Linked DNA regions of Mus musculus: regions 1 and 3 are each linked to region 2. A link is a loop called in an ENCODE intact Hi-C map of the cell type or tissue named here. Cell type or tissue: left cerebral cortex. All regions are shown on one strand. Region 1 holds the start of Lin7a (lin-7 homolog A (C. elegans)). Region 2 overlaps Lin7a (lin-7 homolog A (C. elegans)). Region 3 overlaps Ppfia2 (protein tyrosine phosphatase, receptor type, f polypeptide (PTPRF), interacting protein (liprin), alpha 2).

Region 1 (5,000 bases), 120 kb after region 2:
CTAGAGAAAGTACCCAAGGAGCTAAAGGGAACTGCAACCCTATAGGTGGAACAACAATATGAACTAACCAGTACCCAGGAGCTCTTGTCTCTAGCTGCATATGTATCAAAAGATGACCTAGTCGGCCATCACTGGAAAGAGAGGCCCATTGGTCATGCAAACTTTATATGCCCCAGTAGAGGGGAACGCCAGGACCAAAAAGTGGGAGTGGGTAGGTAGGGGAGTGGGGGGGAGGGTATGGGGGACTTTTGGGATAGCATTGGAAATGTAAATGAGGAAAATACCTAATAAAAATATTTTTTTTTAAAAAAAGGAATTTGGGTCTGATAATTGTGAAGCTGTGCAGCTTTAACAGTCTGAAATTCAGGTGTTCTGACTTGGGTCTCATCGTTCGGCCACCTACTGGAGACTTTAGGTCACTGCAAGCTTCTGGAGTTCCATTTGACACACTCTATGGCATATATATGGATTTTTTTTTCTACTCCTATGGATACTATGATGTTCATATTGACACCCCCCCCCAGCTGTGATACTGTCCAAATGGACTCTACATCCTTGATTCCAAAGGACACCAATTGAGAACCAAATCGCCTACTTAGAGGTAGCATAGCCTTAAGAATATTAATGTTTCTTTTCTGTAAATGAAAATCCTAGAAAAGAACCAGGAGTCCTAACCATACCTCCTCTGATTGCAGAAGATGCACTTGGTAGTTCCTGACACAAATCCCATTTCCTTCTTTCCTGTTGCCCACTAGTTACAATCCTCCTTAGGCCCGAGATGCCACATTCCCTTTAATCCCAGCACTCAGGAGGCAAAGGCAGGCAGATCTCTGAGTTCAAGGCCAGCCTGGTCTACAAAGCAAGTCCCAGGACAGCAAGGACTACATAAAGAAACCCAGTCTTGCTAAACAGGTGTGGCTGGTAGAGATCCACCAAGTGAATCTGGGAACGGTTCATAGCCACCGCCTTACGTGCTCCTTTCTAGCATCCTTGCTAGCTCTGCAGGGCCATAACCTCATAACTGTACCCCAGTTCCGTATGAAATCTGTATAACAAACAGTTCTCCATTTACTCCAGCTTCAGTTCACTATCACTAGTCTACATTGACTTTATACTCCATCACAAGTCAGGGATGATGAGAAATTCAAAGATGGGTTAAGAAATGGCTTCGTCCCTCAAGGAGCTTTACACATTGGGGGAGACTAAAGGAAAGAAGGATTGTAAATTATAAAGGCTTTGATGGAGCCAAAAGCTTTTGAGTGAGCAAATTTAGAGTGTATAACATGGGCCACCAACGTATCAAATGGCACTCTGGAAACTTGGAGTGACCCAAAATCGCCAGTAGGTGGCCAAACGCTGAGCCCTAAGTTGGGTTAACCGAATTACAGGCTGCTAACACTGCACATCTTCACAATTATCAGACCTTCATGTCCTAATGCCCAACCAAACCAGGACAAAGCTTAGAATCACATATTCCATCAACCTAATAAAATTACTTAACTTGGTGTACTATCATAGTGAATTAGAGGGAAGATAACTTCACGGACTTCTTACACACAGAGCACTTAAAGCCAGTGGTTCAATAATTCAGATGTTCCCATAGATAACCTGACTGGGCTTCCTTTGTTACTTACTCTACAGATCTAATCACAGAAGGACAGGTACCCTCTGAATATAAACAAGAACACACTTTAAATCTTGGTCTTCTCTAGATAGCTGACTGGGGTGTCCAAGGGCTAAGATAAACTTCCCCAAAGTGGACTAGTTGCATTGCTAATAGTAGTGGTGGGATGTAAATTTGCTTGAGTATGTTGTCTTCTTGGAGTGTTTGCATCTAACATAGTTAGAACTTGGGTTGTTTAATATAGTTAAACTTGGGGTGTTTAATGACTGTAATTCAGTAATGGGACAATAGAAGAGCTCATCACATTAAAACAGAAATAACTTGGGAAACCCATCGTTTTTAATAGCCTGCCATCTGTTTGGCTCTTACCAGCAATGGATTTATCCTGCTTAGTACAGATGATATTGGGACTAAAATCATAGATTATACGACGGACTTCTGAGCTCTTTACTCTTATTAATCTGTAAACGAACATTTCCCAACATAAAAATCAATTATTTTTCAACTCTTACCCTAAGTAAGGTTGCTATGGGCACCGCATAATATCCGTTCTGGCACCAACAGATTGAGTTAAAGTCACCAGAGATCTCTCCACATTAAGAACCTCAAATACAGTTTACCAGCTTTGCCACTGTGCTCGCTGTACGATGCTCTTTTTGCTTTGCTGGGCCGCTAGTTTAATCCTCCAGAAAGAGAAATTTTAGAGGGACAAGGACTAAATCATTTTCTTCTGAGCACAGCATTTTCAAATGACTGCACCGGGTCCTAAGCCCCGCCGCTGCGGACCCAGAGCTAGAGGTGCCCTCTCTCTGCAGAGCTGGGGACTCTGGAGCCCTAATAACTAACTGGACCTGGTGAGGCAGAAAGGAAACTCCCATCCACCGCCAGGTACTACTCGGGTGCACTCAGCAGGGCCCGATCCTAGAGAAAGGTTTGGAAAGGTTTGGAAAGGTTTGAGCAAAAGCTCTTTCCGTTTCAGCCAAAGAGTAGGACGCACAGGTCACAGGCTAGAAGTTAAACAGTTACCCAGCCTGCGCTTTGTCTCCGCGCCTTCTGCAGCCCAGGCACTGAGGTACACTTGACTGGTGAAGAACAAGGTTTGCTGGAGCAGGAGACAGGAGTTGCTACCTCCCTGGAACTGCAGGCTGAGGGAGTACCAAGACCAGAGCCGCAGCTCCGAGCGGGAAGCTGGAGCCAAGCCGGCTCGGCTCCGGATGCGGTGTCCCTGAGCCAGCGAAGGTTGCCCGAGCTCTGCTCTGCCCTTTCGCCCGAGGGCAGCGCCCTAGCCAGGCAGTCCCGCGGCTTTGCACCCAGCTTCCCAGCCAAGCGCCCTGCCGCCCTGGGGCGATCTCCCAGTCACAACAGCTGCACAGACCCCTCATCTCCAGCGCGGGGACAAACTTCCTCCCTTCGGGTCCCCGCGCCGGCAGTTGGCAGCTAGCTTCCCCACTGGTCCCTTAGCAAGCTCTGGCTGGGAGAGCTTTCTCTGCCCCTCTTCAACCTCCAGTCACCAGCGCTCAGCGGTCCCGGCGCATCCTCTCCAACAAAGCCGGGGCCCGGAGGCGACCCGGCGAGGGACCGAGACTGTCAGCTGAAACATTCGAGCCCTGGCAAGCACCTACGCCCCGGAGAGCGCAGCAAGAAGGGGCAGCGGGGACCAGGAGAGGAGAGAGGGGAAGAAAGTGTCCTGCTCCGGGCGCGAAACCCTCCTGGGCTGATCCTCCTCCCCCAGCTGCCCCTGCCCGAGCGCATCCTGCCTTCCCTGTGGGACTGGGCAGGGCGGAGGGCGAAGCGGTGCGGACTGTGTGGCCTGACGGACCAGCCGCTCCCTTACCTCTGTCCAGAGTAAGCGGCTGGACCACTGTCAATGTCGCCATGTCTGCCGTGGGAGCCGAAGTGACGCTCGGCTTCAGCATCAGCAACCGCTTGTAGTGAGAAAAAGAGGAGGAGATTGGGGGCGGGGGTGGAGAGGGAAGACGGAAAGGAGGGGGAGGAGGGGGAGGCAGGAAGGTGGTGATGGAGGAGAAGAAAGCTCGGGTGGGTTGGTAGCCAGATGGAGACTCAACTGTTCCGCCGCGGCGAATCTTCAGTGCGGCGCCAAGCAGGGCAGGTAGCCGCGAGCGCCTGCCTGGCCAAGGAGCTGAGAAAGGAACGCTCAGCCCTAGAACTTTGCTCGCCCACCCGTCAGTAGCTCTGGGTGGCTGTAGCAGGTTTGCTGTCTTTCAACTTTCCACCTAAGCATAATGGTCAGAATGCACTCGAACCCAGAAGAAGAGGACTCAGAAACGGGAGAGAGACAGACAGGGGTAGAGAGGTGGGGGGACAGAATTCTTTTCAGATTAAGAAAAAATTTCAACCTCCCTTTCCACATCCCTTTCCAGAGGAAACGCCACTAGCCGTGGGAGATGTTGCTATATCATTGTAGTTGCTGTTAATTTCTGTTGAAGCTTTTTGTTTAGAACGTCCACTCTCAACAGCACAAGGTAACCGACTGAGGGCCAGGCAGGGTTCTGTTAAGTCAGTGTTCGTTTAGGACCTGGGTACATTGCCTAGGAAAATGACTTGCCTTTACAAGCAAACTTCCTTAAAAGGTTCTGAAATAAAAAACGAGTTGCTGTCAGTGAACAGTATTTATCAGGGACCCTCTCCTGTTAATCTGGAAGAAACTTGTATTCAGAGGTGCTATTTATTAATTAGCATGCATGACAAGAGTTGAGCCACGGATGTTTGGTGCCATTTGCTACATCTTAACCTGGGGATTCACTTTTGTTTTCTTTCTCTGCATCCTCCGAATTACAGGTAGATAATGTGAAAGGCCTTATTTCTGAGTCAGTAGATCACAGTTCAGTTCCTGGAGCCTTCAAATACTGACTATGAGCCTTAATCCCAACTTTCACTAAATGTTCACCAAGCCTCATTTCCTTATCAAACCATGAAGAAACATGGAGAAAGATCCTCTGGGCTTTACCGAGATTGGTGGACACAGAGCTGAGATGGCGATGCTGCCCTCCCTGTGACAGCTAAATCATCCTTGTGACCCAGAGACCCTCAGAGGTAGACCCACTGGGTTGCAGAGTATTTGCGTATGACCAAATGCTACGTTCTTCTAATGAGACTAAGAGGTGAGAAAGCTCAGAAATTCAGCAGGAATTGAAAAGTCAAAGATGACTGACCATCTAACTATGCAACAGATCATTGGATACATGCTGAACGTAGTCTTTCAATGTAGTCATCTTCTAAGAGTTTTAAGTTTAAGAACTTTAACCATGAAATTCAACTTTTCACAGCTCCCAGGATCTGACAAACTTGCAGTCCCTTGTGCATCCGCAGTTTCTTCATCCGTCAAATGAGGGACCAGCTTTACTCAATTGAAAAG
Region 2 (5,000 bases):
GATCATTATTGTGTTTACAATGCTTACATCTACAAATCAAGACTTCGTTATGATAGGAAACATGGACGAACTTATCTGGGATCTTGGTGAGAAGGTTCCTGTATAATTTAATAACAGCAGGGATGCTGTCTTTGGAGAGGCATTATGGCATATACTTTCAATGCTTTTTTTTATCTTGATTGTCATCAGCAGAGAAACATAGGGCACTATTGTTACATTGGTCCTGAAGGTATACAGTCACAGGACATTCTAGTGACTTTCTGATAACCTGACCAGTAACTACTATCCAATTGCTTTTGATGAGCTATTTTTATTGTTTCCTGTCAGACAAAATGAATAATGAAGGATTTAAACTGGGCTAGAAATTAACTCCTTATAAAGACAAAATTCTAAGACAGGAGCAGTCACTGGGTATATCAAAGGTATCCAGCATAATGCCAGACTAATATATTGTCTCTCACTTAACCTGAAGATTACTTTTACCTAAAAGGTGTTGCTACTTTCGCTTTATGGGCAATAAATCAGAGTCAGAATATAAATGATTTTACTGCGGCTGGAATATTCTAAAACTTCCAAGAGACTTTAAGGACCTTTAATAAAAGGTTAACACACATACAGCAGAGGACTGCTGGGTCTGGGTTCAGTCAGAGAAGATCAACCTAACCCTCAAGGGACTGGAGGCCCCAGGGAGTGGGGAGGTCTGGTTGGGTGGGTGGTGGGTATTGGGGACATCCTCGTGGAGACAGGGGGTGGGGAGGAGGTATGGGATGTGGAACAGTCAGAGGGTATACTGGGGGACAGGAATAAAACCTGGAGTGTTAAATAAATAAATAAATAAATAAATAATAAATATCTTTAAAAAGTCAACCAGTCCTTTCAAAAACATTGAAGATACGAGTTAAGTATAAAAAAAGCCATGTAATTTCCATTATTTGTAACAACAAAAATTAGTGTTACACTGCAACTATCAGATATTAGCTTCTTGTCAAGTGATTTAATGATGCATAGGAAGAATTTTTATTAAGAAAAAATTGAATAGAGATAAAAACTAATGGAACTAATTTCGTAGTGAACAGCTTCAGGAACTACCAGAAACTCTTAGCACATCACAGAACTTCAGAGTCGATATACCGAGTTGAGATTCTTGTTCTGTCAAAAACAAAACGAAAGCTTTGGCGTACAGCTGGTAAGGGTCTGGTGGTTGGATCTTGATCAGTCTTTCTGCCTTATTTTAGTTCACAGACTGTGTCTACGTCATCCTGATCTCCTTTGAGTTACATGGGAAAAAAATCTGGGGAGCATGTGCTTTCTTACCTTGGTAATGTCATTTAATCTCTCCCCATACTCCAGTAATAAATTATGTGTTCATTAAGTCCCTAATCATAGCCTACATGTTATTAAACAGGTCATTCCTAAAGTGTTGAAAGCAGCTTTCATTGTTATGTCTCAGAGCGCTTTGGTTGTTTTCTTTTGTTTTCCTTTCCTCTACATCAGTCAGGGTTTGATGATGATGCCGTGCTACACCCTTAAGTATCACCTTGGGTTCTTCACATGCTATCACCCGGTGCCTAGGAAGGACAAAGGACCCCAAATACCTAAAGCATTCAACTACACAGTCAAATAAGAGCTTCATCTTTTCAAATACATATTCCATATCACATTGCAACCATAAAGTGGAAGAGAGACTTATGGTTATCATTGGATGGTGCCTACTGCAAGAAGAAAAAATAGCAGAGGACTCGAACTGGGAAGGAAAGTGAGAACTTGCCCAGGGAATAGTGGAAAAGAAGGCATACATGCTGCCTGAGAATGGGAAAACCAATGTTGCCATGGATCGTAGAAAACTGGTCTCAATTCTTAGCCGGGGAAGGCATTTCTGGGTTTGTGATGTTTACATGAAACAGAGAAGAATAGATAAGAACAGAAAACATACCATCTTAGAAAACTACAAATGTTCAAGATCTTGAGAAAATTAATCTTGAGATTGTGCCATATTATCTCAGTGGTTGCCAACTGCAGTCATTAAGTGTCCCATTACTGTGGAAGTAGAGGGGGATTTGGTATAGGAAAGGAGGCAATGTTACCACAGAGAAGAAGACCGGAATGGGTAAGCTACAATTGGAAGAACACAGACAGCCCACAAAGACTGGAAAAGCCAAGAATCAGATTATTTCCTTGAGATCAGGTGGGGCACAGATCTGTTGGCTGGTTGGCTTGGGGTCAGCAAAAATTATTTGGGACTTCTGGCTCTCAGAACTGTGACAATAGAGTCAATTCCTGTCATTTAAACCACCAAGTATGTGGCCATTTGTTACAGGTGCTCTAAGGAATACATATATAATTGTAATACCCTCCTAAAGGGAAAATCAGATCATTCTAACCAATGTGGAGCTGGACAGAATCTTTGGGGCAACTTTCCTTAGGTTGAGAAAATACTGACGTAGCTCATCATGGTTACTTACATATACGTTTGTATGCACTATATTTGCTATCATCAACACTGCCTTCTTACAATCTGTTAGACAAAGTTACAGGGAGCTGCAAGACGTTTGGTTTGCTCACTGATCTGTATGCAGGATTTAGTTTGGCAGCTGGTACATAATATTTGCTCTACAAATAACTGAATGGGTGAAAAGCACTGTTTAGGGAACATTAGTGAGGACAAACCCAAACAGTAAATGGTAGAAACAACTATGGAAAGGACTACACCAGGCACTAAATCGAATAATCAAACCCACGTCTAGCCTGTGACCCATACAGCCATTTGTAGCATGATGGTACAGTATTTCCTTCTGTTTTTATAAACTGAAGATCTCTGTCATGAGGTGACTTGGACAGATGGGGGCAGTGTAAGGCCAGCTCCAGGTCGCAAGCCTAGCTATGGCTGTGTCATTCAGAAGGTGACTGCCATAAGGCAGAACTGCACATCTCTTGGCTCCTTCACCAATGGGAGCGATCCCATGATGTCATCCCCGAGAACAGAAATATTCCACACATAACTGAGATTCCAGTTTGCTCTCCTGTTTAATTCTAGCCCAAGCAATCTCCCACGCTTGGCTGTCAAGAGTGGTTAGCAACCTGCAAATGGCTCACATGCAGAGAGAGGATGTGAGAATAGCTTTATTCCAGACCTGAAATCCAAGAACTAAGTTGGGGATGCTCACACTGAGCCCATAGGGGAACAGAGGGTCCAAGTGCCCCAAGCCAATGGCCAACCCTTCTAAGACTCAGATGGGTTTGCAGTGGTTGCTCACCTTCCTGAGGGAAGGCTGTTCAAGCTTCACTGAGGTACCCAGTTAAAAAAAAAAGGTGCAGTGATGGACCAGGAAGGTATGATACAATTTTAGACACAATCAGGCTGAATGTTTGTTCCTCACTCCTCAGTACTCCGAGACATTTAAATGAAAGGGCACTTCTCTTTCAAAATATTACGACCTTTCTTGTGGCTCTAAACTTTCGAAAGGTCAAGAGTAGCAATGAGAACACTTCACCTTCTCCTCACGGCAAGTGTAAGCCCGTAAAGGTTAAGAAGTCTTCGTCCTTTTCTATCACATGCACGCGTTATTTATGACTAGAATATTTATTTGCTTTTAAATGGTAAAGGTGGCCCGAGTCAGAGCCTCCAGCTCTGCCATTCGATAGTTGTTAGGAGCTTGGAAAGGGTGCTAGGGTTCTCCATTTTCCTCATTTGTAAAATGGAAATGATATTAACAGCACTGGCCACAAAACATCATTATGAGGAAAATAATCCACTCATTATGTAACGTCCTTACCGTGGTGCCTGGCATCCAAAAAATATTTATGGAGCATCACTGAACTATGTAGGGGGCCTGTTCTTTGACTGGACATGAAGCAATAGAGAAAAATTATTGCTGTCCATGGTGAAAGGCTTTTTTTTTGTAGGACTTAAACTTGCAGAAATATCTTGTGATATATTTCACAGGAATTAAAACCCCCTTTGATTATTTTAGAAAGTTTATGCAAAGAGCAAATGAATACGATTTGACTTTAAGTTTCTTTGTTGGGAAGCTATAACTTTTTTTTGTGTGTGTGCTGGGTACCAAACTCGGGGGGCCTTGAACATACTGGGCAAATACTTCAGCACTGAGCTACAACTTTAACCACAGGTCTAATTCTTCATTAGTCTTCACAGTACACCTGACAGCGCTCTGCCTAGCTACTTTGAGCTACGACTCTCACCCTTAACTTGGCATAGGCATTTATAAAATGGGAAAAAGGCCAGGTACCAAGATGACTATTTCCCTTCCTTTCCCACATCGTTATTCATTCATCTGTTATGCTCAAAAAGTAATTAGCGATGTGCATACAGTGCACCAACAACTTGATTGAGGTTTGACTATGGAGAGAGGCAAATGTTATTACAGTTGTCCTGCCAGGGGGCTCTGGAAGGATGATTGGATTTCAGAAACTAGACACACCTCTTCTCAATAGGGCATACGACTGAGGTTCTCATGCTTCTGTTTGGTCTTTCTTTCTGTCCTTTGCTTCCTTGCTCCTACCTTTCTCTTGTCCCCACAGTACTAGTCGGCTATCGAGGATGAATGTTTGGGAGTTTCTCCTTTAAAAAATTACAAAATAATTGTAGCTTTATAAAAAAAGGGCAAGGAAATATATAGGGACCTCTCTTGTACCTTTTACCCAGCTTTGCAGCACGCTGACATCTTATAAGACTATAAAATAACATAAACCCCAGGAAATTCATGCTGATGTAGCCAACGAGCTCATTCAGATTTAAGTGGGACTGATTTTTCAAACCATCACATTTTACACTTGATAATCAAATAACATCACAGTAAAGATTGAAGTTTACTTCATGTGTTTATTGTAGGTCTCAGAGTTTATCTGAGTGCAATCACTTGTGTGTGCGTGTGTGTGTGCATGCGCCCATAAATGTCTTCCCCATTTTCTGAGACTGTATTGAGCAACAGATGGGAAAATAATATGAAAATATGCTTAAAAACTATAAGGGACTAAATACA
Region 3 (5,000 bases), 460 kb after region 2:
TGGTCTGTGTCCTAACAGATAAATCCAAATACAAGAAATATAGGTGAGAACTAACAGATGGCAACTTACTTGTCATAAATATTATTACTTGTCATATATATTATAAAGACTCATTTTTAGGCAACTTTGGGCTGCAGAGTGGATAATGAATGGCTTCTCAAAGGGAAGTTTTATTAATTAAACTACTTTCTTTATTGGTAATATTAAAAACAGTTTGTTATCATCTTTAATTATTTTGGTATTCCGAATTTAACCAACTGACATTTTGTAACTTGAAGCTCTTGAGTTTCTTGAATTATTAATTGTATATATACATTTTATCCATTTTCACAACTGTGGGGATTACAAATCAATAATTTTTAATATGTTAGCATGAAAATACAGATCATTACTTTCTCGACATGAACCAGGTACTTTAAGTTTGTCATTTTCGTATTTGCCCATTATAAACTCAGGCAGATCTAAGAATTGAGTAAAGTTTTCATCTTTGGATCATATGTAGATTTTCCTCTTTCCCAGATCTGAGGGGATACATCAGCAAGTAAGCATGGGTTATTTTCCCGTAGAGAGAATCTATAAAAATAAATTAATAAAACTGACAAAACAAATGAATAAACAAAAAAACACAGTTTCTCACACCTGGGAAGGAGCTGTTTTTCTTATGTTTCAATGAGGAAAGCCATCTCTCCTGCAGATAGAGGCAGTTATCACGGCTGTGGTGCTAAAATGAAGTCATCAGACTGCTTAAAACATTGGGAGAAAATTAAAGAACTTTCTATTTTAAAATCTCCCCATGAGGTTTCTGTTTTGTCTTGTTTGTCAAATCACATCTAAAATATTTTGAATTGAATGTGTCTTTGATCGCAATGATACAATCCAAGAAATGTGACCACACTTAAATTCACCTTGATGGTGTCCCTGTGATCTTGTACTTTATGAAATTTTTAAATTTGTAAGACACCTGCAAAAATGAAAATAAAAGTACCTTTAATATTTAAAGAGTGCGACAATTTATTTTTCCCCATAAAAAATACACTAACTAGCTAAAAGTGAAACTTGTTTTATTCGCCAAAAGGTTGTTTTACTTATATAAAGTTGTGTTTGAAAGGGTCCGATCTGATATTCTAACATGTTTGAATTCCTAACATTGATGGCTAAAGGGGAAAACCAAAACCAAAACACCCAGAAATATAGCTGACTACAATTTTCTTATACATTAAGCAATATTTTACATAATTCTCAAGGAAAGTAATTTGATACTTTGTATCACACTATCGGGGTCTATGACAGATGATCAGTATTTTGTAGGTGATTTCTAAAAAGACGAGACTGCTTTAGGTGACAGTGTGAGTGGTTTACCTAATTGGATATTGATTATTCCCCCAAAAGCTTCTGTGCTGAATGCGTGGCCAGGATAATGCTGATGCTAAGTGTTCAGGTCACAGAAATGTGCCCTCTTATGTGTCCCGAGCTGAGCAGCAGCAGCACCGGGCTCCATGTCTCCTGTCAAGGAAGTGAACAGTTTCCTCTGGTACAGGCTTCCGACCACGCCACTCGACCCCAAAGCCTGCAGACTGCCGGTTCTTGAGACGGAACATCAAATGCGCTGGGACAAAATAAAATGTTCTTCCTTGTAAGTTAATTATCACAAGGGTTGCACTACAGCTATGCACAACTGTTTGTCACACAGGTATCTAAATACGAGTATAAATCTTTCTGCCATGCAGGTATCAGAGTTTCTCTTATCTATTTCATTTTGATGAATCGAGAGTTTCAATGTTCTTTCACATTGTCTTTACTCAAGCAACATTAAAAAAAAAAAAAAAAAAAAAGCCAAGCCACCTCTATCAGCTGGTTTAGACCTCCCTCTAGTGGCAGACTCAATTTTGAATAGAATCGCATTTGAAATCGTTGAATGATTTTCTTGGTAATCGAAATAAATCGTTAAATGTCAGGCTACTAGAAAACAAAGCTTAAGCAGGAAACTGGAGGCATTTGTTGTTGTTGTTGTTGTTTTATTGATAATGGAGAGGTTTTCTGTTACCATTACCGTTTGATTGAATCTGTTCAACAAAAATAGACATCGAAACAAATGTACGTGCAAATACAACGAATTGAAATACAAAAAATTAATAATAATTTACTAATGACGGGTCTTGCATTAAGACCAAGCAGCAGGGAAACAGATCAATGGTATTATTAAATAGGTTCCACTTTGAAATCTCCCATATCAATAAAGAATAAACAGCAGTGACACCACCGAATAAAGCCACAAGGAAGAGATTACTCATCTTTACTTTTTATACACTATATATGTTAATCATTCTGTCTTTATTTCCTCTGATGAAAGTGAATTCAGGGAAGTCACAAAAAAATGGTTATTTCAGCTAAAGGCTCGTAATAACAGACTTGAGTCTGGCTAATGCCCTGTTAACAGTGATTTTTAAAATGGGGGTAGGTTATGGGGTTCTGCCCCTCCACCCCACACCCCAGTGGAAATGGAACTCAGACTCTACAATGGTTGACATTCACTGTCCAGTGTTGGCTATTTGAATGAACATGTAGTTTTTAGTAAAGTGTGTGTATATGCATGTGTGTTTGTGTGTGTGTGTGTTTCTTGGTCCACAGGCAACAAAATTAGGTAATGGTTTTCATAATATAAATTGTTAAAATCATTGCATTTGACTCTTGTAAACAGTTTGGCTTTGTTTTCTTTTGAAACAGGTTGAGCCATCACAGTGCTTCTGTAAGGAGAGAGAGAGGGTGTCACATCCCTGATGGCCTTTAAAGGTCATTTTGGGCTCCAGGTTTAATCACATGATCAGAGGCAGGTGTTCAGCTTTAAGGTTTGACAGACTTGAAGGAGAAGCATGTCGAAGCATGAAACACACTTCTAAGGAACATATTGATTGACCATTACAATTCAAAAAACCGTATAAATGGTGAAATGGTAAAATACAAACAGTACTTGGAATTGTTCAGTTTGCACTCGAGACTCCATGAACCATATATTTTATTTTTTTAAAAAATCATATTTATATCCATTTACAGAAGACTTACACATTTAAAAAGAAATGGTACACAGCAATACATAAATGCCTATTATATTACAACATGAAGAAAAACAAGTGGTTCCATCTCATAAAGGCATCAGACGTACGGAAGTTATGACGTAGATGATGCTCTTATATCAGATAACTTAAGCATTTTTATTACAATCATAGTAAACTAATCAGACTCAATACCCAACTCCCCCCAGAGTCACATATTTAATGTTTGGTAAACCGTTACTTATATTATTCCCTTAGGATTCAGTCTTCACAAAGGCTTCTCCATTTGTCTTCCTAGGTGGTAGTGCACTTTAGGTCGTGTAGACTGAAAAGATGACATCTGAAAGGGGACATACAGCATGAGCTCACTGTCAACTCCCAGCCAATAGACCCCACACCTTTGCACTGGCAGATATCTCCATGCAGCTTGTATAGGCCTGTCCTAGAACCCCAGCACAAGGAACGGTATGGAGGATGTAACTTAGAGTAGATGGTGTGACATTTACTAGTCTCCACTTACTTATTTACTTATTTATATTTTCAGGAGCATGAAGTAGACCTTATTCAACTTCAGGGAAAATATGGGTGTACTATAAGTGGTATAAAATGTCAGCATGCCTTCTCAAGTTTCTTTAGGTTGCTAATTTTTAAATTGGGTGGAGTTGGCATATTCCATAGGATAGATTTATATTCTAGTTCATATATTTTAGAGTTTTAAAAAATGATGCTTTTCTTTGATCATTATAGAACATAAAACAGCATATTTGATGTCTCTGTATGAGCAGTATGTATTACACTATAGATTCCAGCCATGACATCACATAGAAACAAATCTCACATTACTATTACTGACACAACAGACTAATATAAAGTATACTTAGGCTTACTTTTCATAATGACCATTTTAATTTCTCACTAAAATAAAATAAATATTGTCTTTTATTATCTTGTTAATATTTTTATTCCTTTTAGTGGTTAAAACTAAAAAAAATATGAACTAGAATAACATGCAGGAAAAAAATTGCAAATAGTTCAAGATAAATTCTACTCATGAGTCTAGAGCTAAGCAGCAAGCACTACTGAACATATTAGTCATTTATGAGCTAGTAAATTATTAAGTTTCTGAGAAAATTATTATGCTATGTGTTGGATGTTATAAACAGTGTTATGAAAAGTCTCTTATTTTAGCTAAATGATTATATATTGCAGGCCATGACTAATGAGACCAAATTTTGTATCACAAAATGTTTGTCTCATTGTACCATTTTGAGAAATTAAAGTATTTGTCTGAGTGCTTTTTTTTTGTTTTCTGCTTTCTTAATTAGTGACCCACGGAAGGCAGCATGTCAGCCTCTTTGTTCGTCTCCCAAGAGCCATGATGTGTTGTACATCGATGTTGATCCAAGGCTGTTTACTCATAGTAAAAAGCACAGGCAGACTGCTGCTCTACCCTTTCCTTCTCCCATCTCTGGGCACAATAGAGTTGAAAACTATTTTCTTTCAAATATCAGCTCATTGAATATGATAGAATAGTTTGGTATATCCAAAATTTAGGTTAATATATTTTTCACCCATTTAAAGTTTATAAATCTAGGAAACCAGTTTTACATATATGGAATATTTACTATAAAATTTCATGTTGTATTGATATAGCAATATTTCCCACCGATTAGCATTTTCTCATAAATATTATATCTTATATGTGTATAATGAAGTTTCATGCTATTTCTACTCCTAATTCTTATAATTTTTTCTATATTATACTTCCCAGGTTCTTAAAATTTATACTTGATTTCAGCAAATATAAATCATAGTGATAGGAAATAAGATGTTGTGATTTGTATAATTTTATATTCAACTTTGTTGTTAATATTAATCCACATCTAATTTCCTGTTTCTTGCACTATTTGTCTGTGAACTTGCACAAATTTCTAGTGCTCTCTTTTGACT

Evidence for each region. Hi-C counts contacts between places; a loop is a spot of excess contacts. Peaks named below come from ENCODE experiments on the same cell type or tissue, not always from the same donor. Only the 100,000 strongest peaks of a DNase experiment are listed, where the experiment ranks them.
Region 1: a loop joins it to region 2, with 6 times the contacts of the local background. A loop is called at or near these places in 12 of 42 quality-filtered maps.
Region 3: it touches region 2 in a loop (16-fold over the local background); 20 of 42 quality-filtered maps call a loop at or near these places.

The regions. Positions count from the first base shown.
Region 1 is chr10:107,270,401-107,275,400 of GRCm38, reverse strand. It overlaps Lin7a (lin-7 homolog A (C. elegans)), which reads right to left and starts at 3,570. Exons shown (of 6, transcript NM_001039354.1): 1 at 3,459-3,570. The coding sequence starts at 3,540. In left cerebral cortex, CTCF peaks have their summits at 406 (motif pointing left), 1,352 (motif pointing right) and 2,450; DNase peaks (open chromatin) are centred at 2,654, 2,693, 3,022, 3,527 and 3 more places; H3K4me3 peaks cover 2,908 bases; H3K27ac peaks cover 2,292 bases.
Region 2 is chr10:107,387,645-107,392,644 of GRCm38, reverse strand. All of the region lies in intron 4 of Lin7a (lin-7 homolog A (C. elegans)), which reads right to left. Among named protein-coding and RNA genes, the nearest start is that of Myf5, 96 kb to the left of the region's middle. In left cerebral cortex, a CTCF peak has its summit at 2,827 (motif pointing right); DNase peaks (open chromatin) are centred at 2,563 and 2,972; H3K27ac peaks cover 568 bases.
Region 3 is chr10:106,929,513-106,934,512 of GRCm38, reverse strand. It overlaps Ppfia2 (protein tyrosine phosphatase, receptor type, f polypeptide (PTPRF), interacting protein (liprin), alpha 2), which reads right to left. Exons shown (of 32, transcript NM_001205341.1): 32 at 1,045-3,390. It overlaps Acss3 (acyl-CoA synthetase short-chain family member 3), which reads left to right. Exons shown (of 16, transcript NM_001142804.2): 16 at 1-996. Among named protein-coding and RNA genes, the nearest start is that of Acss3, 190 kb to the left of the region's middle. In left cerebral cortex, a CTCF peak has its summit at 1,878 (motif pointing left); DNase peaks (open chromatin) are centred at 1,630 and 1,850; H3K4me3 peaks cover 323 bases.